2 separate regions of the Homo sapiens genome follow, and region 1 is linked to region 2. Evidence: chromatin contacts called from ENCODE POLR2A ChIA-PET data. All regions are on one chromosome and are shown on one strand. Each heading gives the region's core, a stretch centred on a gene start or an enhancer-like site at or near the end of the contact. The rest is flanking DNA. Distances are from core to core; before and after follow the strand shown. Region 1 overlaps RIPOR3 (RIPOR family member 3). Region 2 overlaps PTPN1 (protein tyrosine phosphatase non-receptor type 1).

Region 1 (4,733 bases), core at 1,350-3,849, 140 kb before region 2:
CTCAAAAAAGAAAAGAAAAGAAAAGAAAAGAAAAGAAAAGAAAAGAAATGGGTGTCCTTTCTCTGTATTCTAGGCCTCTTGTCTTGGCTGAATTGAAGAAAAATGTATATAAGGCCCTAGATGTTCACTGTCATGTTAATAAACCCTTCCTTGGTCTTCATTCTGGGGCCTGAATGGAAAAACGAAAGGCCCAGAGTCTGGGCCTTGGGACTCAGCATTACAAGGGATGGGACCCTGATTTATACTGGCTTAAGCAAAGAAGGGAATTTACTGGCTCATAAAATTTAGATGTCTGGGATTCGGTTTGGCTTTAGGTATAGCTGGATACAGTGAGGTGCGTGGCGACGGGGGGCCTTAGGGCTGATTTTCCTTCACCTAGCTTGGAGCAGATTCCTTGGTTGAACCAGTCATGGTGGCCAAAAGAACGTGGAGGTGTGACTGTCTGTGTTCTACTCCATGTAACTACGTGCACTGAAAAGTGGTGTGGGATCATTCGCCATAAGAAACCCACCCGGCAGGCACAGTGGCTCATGCCTGTAGTCCCAGCACTTTGGGAGGCCAAGGCGGGTGGATCACAAGGTCAGGAGTTCGAGACCAGCCTGGCCAACATGAGGAAACCCCATCTCTACTAAAGATACAAAAAATTAGCCCAGTGTCGTGGTGCGTGCCTGTAATCCCAGCTACTCAGGAGGCTGAGGCAGGAGAATTGCTTGAACCCGGGAGGCGGAGGTTGCGGAGAGCCGAGATCACACCACTGCCCTCCAGCCTGGGCGACAGGGCGAGACTCCATCTCAAAAAAAAAAAAAAAAAGGAAGAGGGGGCTCTGAGCCAAGGTAGAGCCAAGTTAGCCAGACAGGCCTAGGCTCCAGCAATCTTCTTGCCTCAGCCTCCTGAGTAGCTGGGACCACAGTCACACATCACCACGTCCAGCATTTTTTTTTTTTTTTTGGTATTTTTAGTAGAGTCAGGGTTTTGCCATGTTGCTCAAGCTGGTCTTGAACTCTAGGGCTCAAGTGATCCTCCTGCCTCAGCCTCCCAAAAGGCTGGGATTACAGGCGTGAGCCACCGCACCCGGCCAGCACCATGGGGTTTTTTTGTTTGTTTTGTTTTGTTTTTTGGGTTTTATTTTTGAGACAGGGTCTCGCTCTGTCACCCAGGCTGGAATGCAGTGGCATGATCTTGGCTCACTGCAATCTCTGCCTCCTGGGTTCAAGTGATTCTCCTGTTTCAGCCTCCCAGGTAGCTGGGATTACAGGCATGCGCCACCATGCCTGGCTAATTTTTGTATTTTTAGTAGAGACAAGTTTTTGCCATGTTGGCCAGGCTGGTCTCAAACTCCTAACCTCAGGTGATCCTCCTGCCCCGGCCTCCCAAAGTGTTGGGATTACAGGTGTGAGCCACCGTGCCCAGCCGGGTTTCTTTTTTCTTCCCCCACCGATTTCCCACTTCATGGCAGACACAGCACCCTTTCCTAGTGAGCCCATACACAGCCTCAGAATCTATCTCAACACTATACCCAAAGCAACCAATATCTCCCACCTTGGCGTTGGAACCTGAGCTGAAACTCTTTGCAATTCCTGCTCCAAGCAGATGGAGATAAAAATGCGCAGCTCTGAGCGTTGAGTGATTTGCCCAATGTCACACGGGAACTCAGGCAGAGAACCCTCCTGACTCAGCCAGCCCCCTTTCCCGTGGGATCCTGCCTGATGTGAGCCTTGAAAGAAGGTCTGTCCCTCAGTGGAGATTTCCACTCCAGGCAGCGGCTGCACACACACATGGAAAAGAAATAGACTCGAGGTCAGAGCAAAGCCAACAGTGCGACTGCTGACCCAGCTCTCAGGAGTGGCGCACAGCATGGAGAGCAGACAGGCGGGAGGGCTCACAGCCTAGCAGCCACGCTGTTTGTCCACCACAGAGATCTCACTGGGCTTCACGGTGTCCTACCTTAAATATTAGGTTGGTGCAAAAGTAATTGCAGTTTTTGTCCTTGAAAGTAATATATTGGGGCCAGGTGCGGTGGCTCACGCCTATAGTGCCAGCACTTTGGGAGGTCGAGGCAGGTGGATCACCTGAAGCCAGGAGTTCGAGACCAGCCTGACCAACATGGTGAAACCCCGTCTCTACTAAAAATACAGAAATTAGCCAGGTGTAGTGGCGAGAGCCTGTAATCCCAGCAAGTCGGGAGGCTGAGGCAGGAGAATCGCTTGAAGCCGGGAGGCGGAGTTTGCAGTGAGCCGAGACCACGCCATTGCACTCCAGCCTGGGGAATAAGAATGAAACTCCATCTCAAAAAAAAAAAAAAAAAAGAGAGAGAGAGAGAAAGTAATATATTAGGTATTCAAGTATTAGATACAATTAAATCTAATAATGTGCTCGAGTTGACAGCCATTCTCAAATTGTGAGAGAGGTGAGGTGTTTTCCTTCTGGGGATGGGGATCAGGGTTGTCTTGGATGGGGGGACAAATGGCTGGCACCAATCTAGGGAAGCCAGAAAGTAGAGAGTAAATACTGATGTGGCCATTATTCTGCCAGCTCAGTCTTGCCCAATGAAGGGGAGAAAATAGGTGGCAGAGAACCAGCCGCTTGTTTGCCATAGAAAGGTACCGAAAGGCTGTCCTGACCTCTAGGGGCCTCTTGTGATATGAACTTCATCATTTTAGGGAGCTGACCTTGGGCTCATGTGCTCACAACGCCAAGACCTTCACATATGTTATCCTAATTAGTATTCACAGAATAGTCCTGTGAAGCAGGTAGAGTTATTCCCTATGATCAGACGCTGCACTGGGGCGCTTGGAGAGGTGGAGTCGCACTGCCTGACCCTGGCTAGTAGCCACTGTGCCATACTCCACGGGCTGGCAGACACTGTGAAGCCGAACAGAACAGGGTATGTGAGCCACCTGACAATCATTAAGCACGTTGTAGCCAGCAGTAGGTCTGGGTAAGGTGCTGATGGGAGGCAGCATGTGGCAGTCCCAGCCTCAGGTCACTTGCTGAAGGACAGAGGTGCACTGGAGAAAATGTGGCCTTGGAGGCAGAATCACGTCAGTGAATACCTGTGTGACTCACTCAGTTGAGCTCAGGGCCTACAAACAGGTGCAGTCAGCAGTTTGAAAACTTTTTTTTTTTTTTTTTTTTTTGAGACAGTCTCTCTCTGTCACCCGGGCTGGAGTACAGTGGTGAGATCTTGGCCCACTGCAACCTCCACCTCCCCGGTTCAAGTGATTCTCCTGGCTTCAGTCTCCCGAGTAACTGGGACTACAGGCATGCGCTATGACAATCTGGCTAATTTTTATATTTTTAGTAGAGATGAGGTTTCACCATGTTGGCCAGGCTGGTCTCGAACTCCTGACCTCAAGTGACCCACCCGCCTCGGCCTCCCCAAGTGTTGGGATTACAGGCGTGAGCCACTGTGTCCGTCCTGAAAACTTCTTGTCTAGCACAAACTCCCATTGTACAGGTGAGAAAGCTGAGGCTTGGAAAGAATTGACTTCCCCCGTGTCACCAGCCAGAGAGTGGTGGGGCCAGGACTGGGATCCTCCCTGGGGTCCTGGTCCAGTGGACACCCCTGTGGGTCCACGAGAGAAGGTATGAACTGTGATGGAAGGGCAGTGGTGGGCCACCCGAGAGGAGGGTCCTGGGTGGGCAGAGGCATCCAGGCACACCAGATGGAGAAATAGCTTAGGGCGCTGTGTCTCACTCTCTGCAACAACTCCCCATGGGAGGGATGACAGCAGTCACGGCTGCACCTATGAAGTCCACCACCTGGGCTCCAAGCTAGCCCTGCCACTCTCCAGCCAGTGGCTCTGGGTGAGTCATGTCACCTGCCTGAACCTCCCTGGACCTCAGCACCTTCCTCTGAGCGTGGCCGTAAGCCTCAAGTGACATTATCCCACAGCCCATTGCCTGGCCCTTAGTGCCCAATTTCACCAATGTGGCCAATTATGACTGCTTATTTATTTCCATTTGGAAATTGGCTTTTAATTCCTTTTGGCTTTTCCCTTCTTCTCTGAGGGCTCCTCCTTCAGAGGGTCCTGCCCTGGATAAAGACAAAAGCAGATGCTCCCAGGTAGTCTGGGTCACACCCACGCCTCCCGTGGGTCTGGAAGTGGCTGGAGGAGGAGTGAGTCTGCGGCTGATCCTTTTCCTCATCAGGAGTCAGCTCCTTGGAGCCTCCCAGGGATGTCTGGAGGGGCTGCTGATTGCAGAACCAGCTGGAAGGGAAATTCGAGGGCAGATGTGGCGACAACGGAGGCTGCAGCAGTCAGAGCTTCCCCGCACTGTAGTGGCACAGGTGCCACGCCTGGAGCCCATCAGCCCCATGTTCAAATCCCAGTGCCGCCACTGCCTGCCTGTCGAGTGAATGTGATTCCTCCCACGGTTGGCTGAACTGGCTATGGACAGCAGCTGTCCTGCGCGGGACCCCAGGGGAAATGGAAAACATATCTCTGCCCCAGGCCAGCTTCCCCTTCTCTCCCAGGCCCCGACCTGCCCTTTAGACTCAGGAGTCCTGGCTTCACCCTTTGTCCGGACCTTCAAGAGACAACACAACTCTGATAACAGCAGTTCCGAGGCTGAGAAGGGGTTGTCGTGGGGACAGCGTGTTCCTGCAGCTAAGCCTTAACCTCTTTGCCTCTCCTCAGAATGCTTCAGACCAGGAAAGGGGAACTTGTCACTTGGGACTTGCAGGGACACTGTTTTGAAAGTAAACTCTCCCAAAGAGCCTCTGCCTGCTT
Region 2 (4,968 bases), core at 2,007-4,506:
CAGTGAGCTGAGATCGTGCCATTGCACCCCAGCCTGGGCAACAAGAGCAAAACTCTGCCTCAAAAATAAATAAATAAATACAAATACCTTTCCCTCTGGAGAAAGGTACAAAACTTAGGACAAAGACCTTGACTGGGTTATAATGGTAAAGAATCATCCTTATCTATTGCTTGTTCTAATTTGCCATACACAACATACCTCTATAGAGTAATAGGTGTTCAAGAAGGATCAAAGAAAAAGCATGTTCTACAACATAATATGTACTTTTGTTGCTAAAAGGGAGAGACCTTTAACAAGATACATTCCTCCCTGCAATGTATGTATTTATTTTATTTTATTATAGCTATGAGGATAAGGTAGAGCAACCATTTAGTCATGAAGTTGGACACATGACAAATGGTATCACTCCTGACCAAGTCACAAAGCAAGTCATTAAAAACCTTACTTCGTAGCCGTCTCAGTGCAAGCATATTTGGTCACCTCATTCTTTTATCAGCCCCCATTAGGCCCACCCAATGTAACTTCAAGTTGGTCATCAAAAATAGTTCCTGGAAATAACTGAACATGGGACAGAAATACAGCCACACTCAGTTGCCTGAGGTGGGAAAAAATGGTGGTGGCTTCTAACTTCCTCAAAATAGCAGAAGGAGGCTGAGGATAAAGAGAAAAGAGGAAGGGCGGGAAGGGAAGGAGTACCTGGCCAATGATTTTATCCTAGACTTTACTGTCAAGGGCACTCCCTCAGGCCACCAACCCTTTAGCCCTTTGCTTCAATTTTATCTAACGATAATATACCAAATACCTACAAGGCCAAGCATCACATAACATTAACATCAAGCTTGACGAGAAAACTCAGCTTGGGGTAGGGGTTGCAAACTCAAGTGCTAGGTAGTGTACACCGACAAGGACAGTGTGACCCACTGTGGGACTGTGGTAAACTCTGCAACGCACACATGTACATCCAAAAGGAGTTGTGTCCCTCAGTCCAGCAGACCACTGCCAGTGTAAGCTCAGACGGTGTGATTTTCAGATTTTTCAAGAGAGGCCAGAATCCAGAGTTGCATGTCATTTCTCCTGATTCATTTATAAACAATGGCACAAATTAAACTCTTCTCTTTTTTAAAAAGCATTGCGTGAAGCAAGCAAAATATGACTGTGGGTGGCCAATTTGTGACATCTAGGAAAGAGGTTAGAAAACTAGGCAAAGGTCAAAAACTACAAACTCTCTCCTCCTATGTCCTAATAAATCGGGGAGGCTTAGCACAATCCCCTGTCTCTCTTCACAGCCATGTATGTGGAAGCTGAAGCAGTGGCCACACTGCCATAGTGCTATTGTGAAGCTGAATCCAGGACACAGGAGAAGACTGAGGGTCTGGGACCTCATTGTCCTCCTGAAACATTTCCTGCTGTTATAGACCAATTGACAGTATATAATAAACAGCATTGCATGTAAAGGACTTTGCACAGTGCCTGAGGCACAACACAGAATTCAATAAATGTTAGCTATTAGTGGGTTTTATCCTGAACAAGGGTAGAACATGCAGCAGACTGTTTCTCTCTCAAATGGAAGATTTTTTAGTCCAATTACAAAATCCAACATTCCTCTTTAGACAAAAGAAGAATTTCAAAAGGAACTACATTCATCCATGTGGCATTCAGGAATTTTAAAATATAATGTGACTTATGCCCCCACAGGGCATTTTATTATTTTTAAGGAAATAATGGGTTTTTTTCAAGTTTTAATTTGAGTTAATATGAAATTTTAAAGTTCTGTCCCACTTTTAGATTAGGGGGATCAGGCACAGCCATATAATGCTACCATATCTAGCATGAGTAAGGCATGAAGCCCCAATTTTTCCAGAAAGATCACCCCACCCTCTGGTCTTCTCCTGTGACCATGTCTTTGTAGAAAGTTACATCTAGGTAATGCTATATGGCTGTCTAGTCTAGTCTAATGACTACATTTTACAGATCCTGTATGCAACTCCTCAAAATCCCACAACAGTCAAAGGCAGAGTCAGAACCCAAACCCAAGTCTTCTTCTTCCTGAGTCGTCTTCTTCCATGACCTCACATGTCCCCTCCTGTGAGTGCACATGCTCAGGGTGGCTGCTTCAGGGGAGCAGGGCAGCTTGAGACTAAAGCTCTGAAACACAACTGTTCTGTGTGAAACTAACCAGTACTGGAGACAGATACAGGCACCTACCCTTAGGAGCAAAATGTTCTATCAAGCAAGGGCACAGGCTGGGGAAGGTTTCCTATACACAGCCCAGCAAAGCCTTGCTTCAGTACATTGCAGGCGTGGTCATAATCTTTTACAAATCCTCTAATATCAACTGTGCCTTTTTAACCACTAGCTTGGAACAAGAATTTCATACCTGTATGAAAGAATATAATTTACTTGCTGGAAAAGTAGAAGTGTCACAAAGCAAAGAAATCACTTAATTTTTTTTTTTTTTTTGAGACAGAGTTTCACTCTTGTCCCCCAGGCTGTAGTGCAATGGTATGATCTCGGCTCAATGCAACCTCCGCCTCCCAGATTCAAGCGATTCTCCTGCCTCAGCCTCCTGAGTAGCTGGGATTACAGGCATGTACCACCACGCTCGGCTAATTTTGTATTTTTAGTAGAGACAGGGTTTCACCATGTTGGTCAGGCTGGTCCTGAACTCCGGACCTCAAGTGATCCACCCACCTCGGCCTCCCAAAGTGCTGGGATTACAGGCGTGAGCCACCATGCCCGGCCGGAATCAAAGATTTTTAAATACTGTCACTATGCTTCCAACTGTCCAACTTCCAAAGTACTGAGAAAATATTTTTTGAAATGTAGCCAAGTATAGAATATAGACTGTGTCCTACATTCAAAAGTTGTCTTTCTAGAAAGCATGTTTTAATGGCAAAGGATACAAAGCAAGCTGTAAAAAGAGACTAAAATTAGCTCAAACCACAAATAACCTAACATACTTATCACTTCCTTATGATCAACCTACAAAAATCAAACTTTAAAGGCACTTACAAAACTAAAGGTGGGAGGCCAACTGCACCCTTTAACTTCGCTATACCTTTCCTCCTTCTAACATGGACCCTGGCACATAAACACTGCCAAACGATGACACTGTGTTAACGTGAAGGCAAGCACCAGGGAAACTACGGGAGCACAGTTTTGCCCTGTAAATAAAACAGCATGTACCATGCAGTTCTTAAGTGGTTAGAAGGGTAACTACCTCCTCAAACTGAAGATGGGAAATGCAGATGAAGGCCCACACCCATCTTCAGCTGCATTTCACAGACAGCTAAGGACATACCACGCTCCCACTTCAAACAAAATATTCTTCCATCTTCTAAAGCCATCTATTTCCTACTTTCAAAAGCAACATCTTCCAAATCTATTGGGAAACCAAAAGTTTGTTACCATTCGAGTAGTGGAACAAGTTGCAAAATGAGGTTTAGTTGACAAATATGTATTCATGGGTAAAAAAAAGGCACTGGGTTTGTTAAACTACATCTACTTTTTCAGTGATTCTCTCTCTGAGTGTATTAACTATGTCTGATAAGTTTTGTGATAAATTTTTTGGAGAAACTTCAAGCTCACAAAGGATGAAAACAAGTGGTTAAGGATGAGTACAGAACCTACCAATACCACTGTGCACACTCCAATACTGTTACTCAAACTTTCAAAAGCATTTTCATTAGCAGGTAGAGAAATAGGGGCAAGTAGCAGACCTGGGTAGTTATTTGTGGTGTGAACAGACCAAACAAAATACTGATAATGGCACTAATATTCCTAAGATTTATTCAAGAAAAACTGTCAGTAAGACATGAAGGAATATTTAGAAATGCTCAGAAATGACACCATGATAGGTACATAAAGGGCCCATTGAAACCCAGCATTCTAGGGATGTGGATTCTCAAGGAATATTCAAGAGCAACCTTTAGGTGTGGCTAAACCAGGTTGTATTCTGGGGACTGCTCCAAAAATTTGGTTTTATGCTTGTATAAACCTGATGTAGCTTAATGTAACTTTCTGATCTTGGCCCCATTCTGCCTCACCCCACCTCGGAGCATGATCCTTAACACTATGGCAACAGGGAGGTGGCGTCCAGGTAGTAGAGAACAATAAGAGTAATGCTCTTAATTCAAAAGTGCTGTCAAGATACAGTTCAGTTCAGAGTAAAAACAACAAAGCAAAACAATGACAACAACAACAACAAACCAAAAAATGACATATTCTCTCCCTGCCCCGAAAAAAAAATTCACTGGGTACCTTCTTAGAGGCCTCTTTTCTCTGTGCAAAAGTTAGCCACAAAAATATTTATGACTCAGTGAAGGCGTATTTTCCCTTTATCCTTACAGAAGCAAACTAAGCCCTGACTATTTGAAAAGTGAAACAGTAGTTAACAGCGACAAATGTTCAAACATCAAGGAGAGTTAAAGCTAATTTACCATGTTATGCTAAATGCAGTTTGCTTATTTGTTCTCTTGAGTGAAGTTATATTCAGAAGTGACTTCATCCTTAGACATTTTTAAGTAACTCACGTTCTTAAGAGAACTCTATTTGGAATAATTACTTGATGTTCACTTTCCTGTAAGAAATTCGCAATAGTGTACAATCCTGTAACCGGGGCCCATCTGGATAAAAATTAGCTAAGCTGTTTGCTGTAATGTAACGTAGTGACTTTTAAGTAAGATTCTGCAAAAGGAAGAGAAGTGCCAATAAAAGATCCATTAAGAAAGGAAAAAAGTCGAAAAACGTTTCTTAACAGAGACAAGGGAAGAGTTTTCCTTTTCTAATCACTAAGAAATTTTTAAAAATTATTTTGAAAGCCTAGTTTTGCTATGCTCATCTTATCTTTGCAAGTGATGTTGCTCACCCACAAAAGCCACAAACACAGCCGAGGCTTCCTTCTTCATCTGTAAAAGTAAAATATACCTCAGTCTCTAGGAAGAAACATCTGAAAAGTAAAGAGAAGGA

What was found. ChIA-PET counts read pairs that join two places held with the same protein, here RNA polymerase II (POLR2A).
Region 1: POLR2A ChIA-PET joins it to region 2 with 11 read pairs in BJ. The contact joins two enhancer-like sites. POLR2A ChIA-PET finds 5 or more read pairs at or near these places in 4 of 52 experiments (BJ, GM12878, HepG2 and 1 more).

Annotation. Positions count from the first base shown.
Region 1 is chr20:50,661,499-50,666,231 of GRCh38, reverse strand. The region is part of intron 1 of RIPOR3 (RIPOR family member 3); the gene reads left to right. Among named protein-coding and RNA genes, the nearest start is that of RIPOR3-AS1, 18 kb to the right of the region's middle. RefSeq lists an enhancer at 1-339. Within about 2 kb of position 2,599, at least 13 of the 41 ENCODE cell types and tissues checked have a DNase peak (open chromatin) inside an H3K27ac peak, as active enhancers do.
Region 2 is chr20:50,517,864-50,522,831 of GRCh38, reverse strand. All of the region lies in intron 1 of PTPN1 (protein tyrosine phosphatase non-receptor type 1), which reads right to left. Among named protein-coding and RNA genes, the nearest start is that of PTPN1, 10 kb to the right of the region's middle. RefSeq lists a silencer at 2,157-2,206. Within about 2 kb of position 3,256, at least 8 of the 41 ENCODE cell types and tissues checked have a DNase peak (open chromatin) inside an H3K27ac peak, as active enhancers do.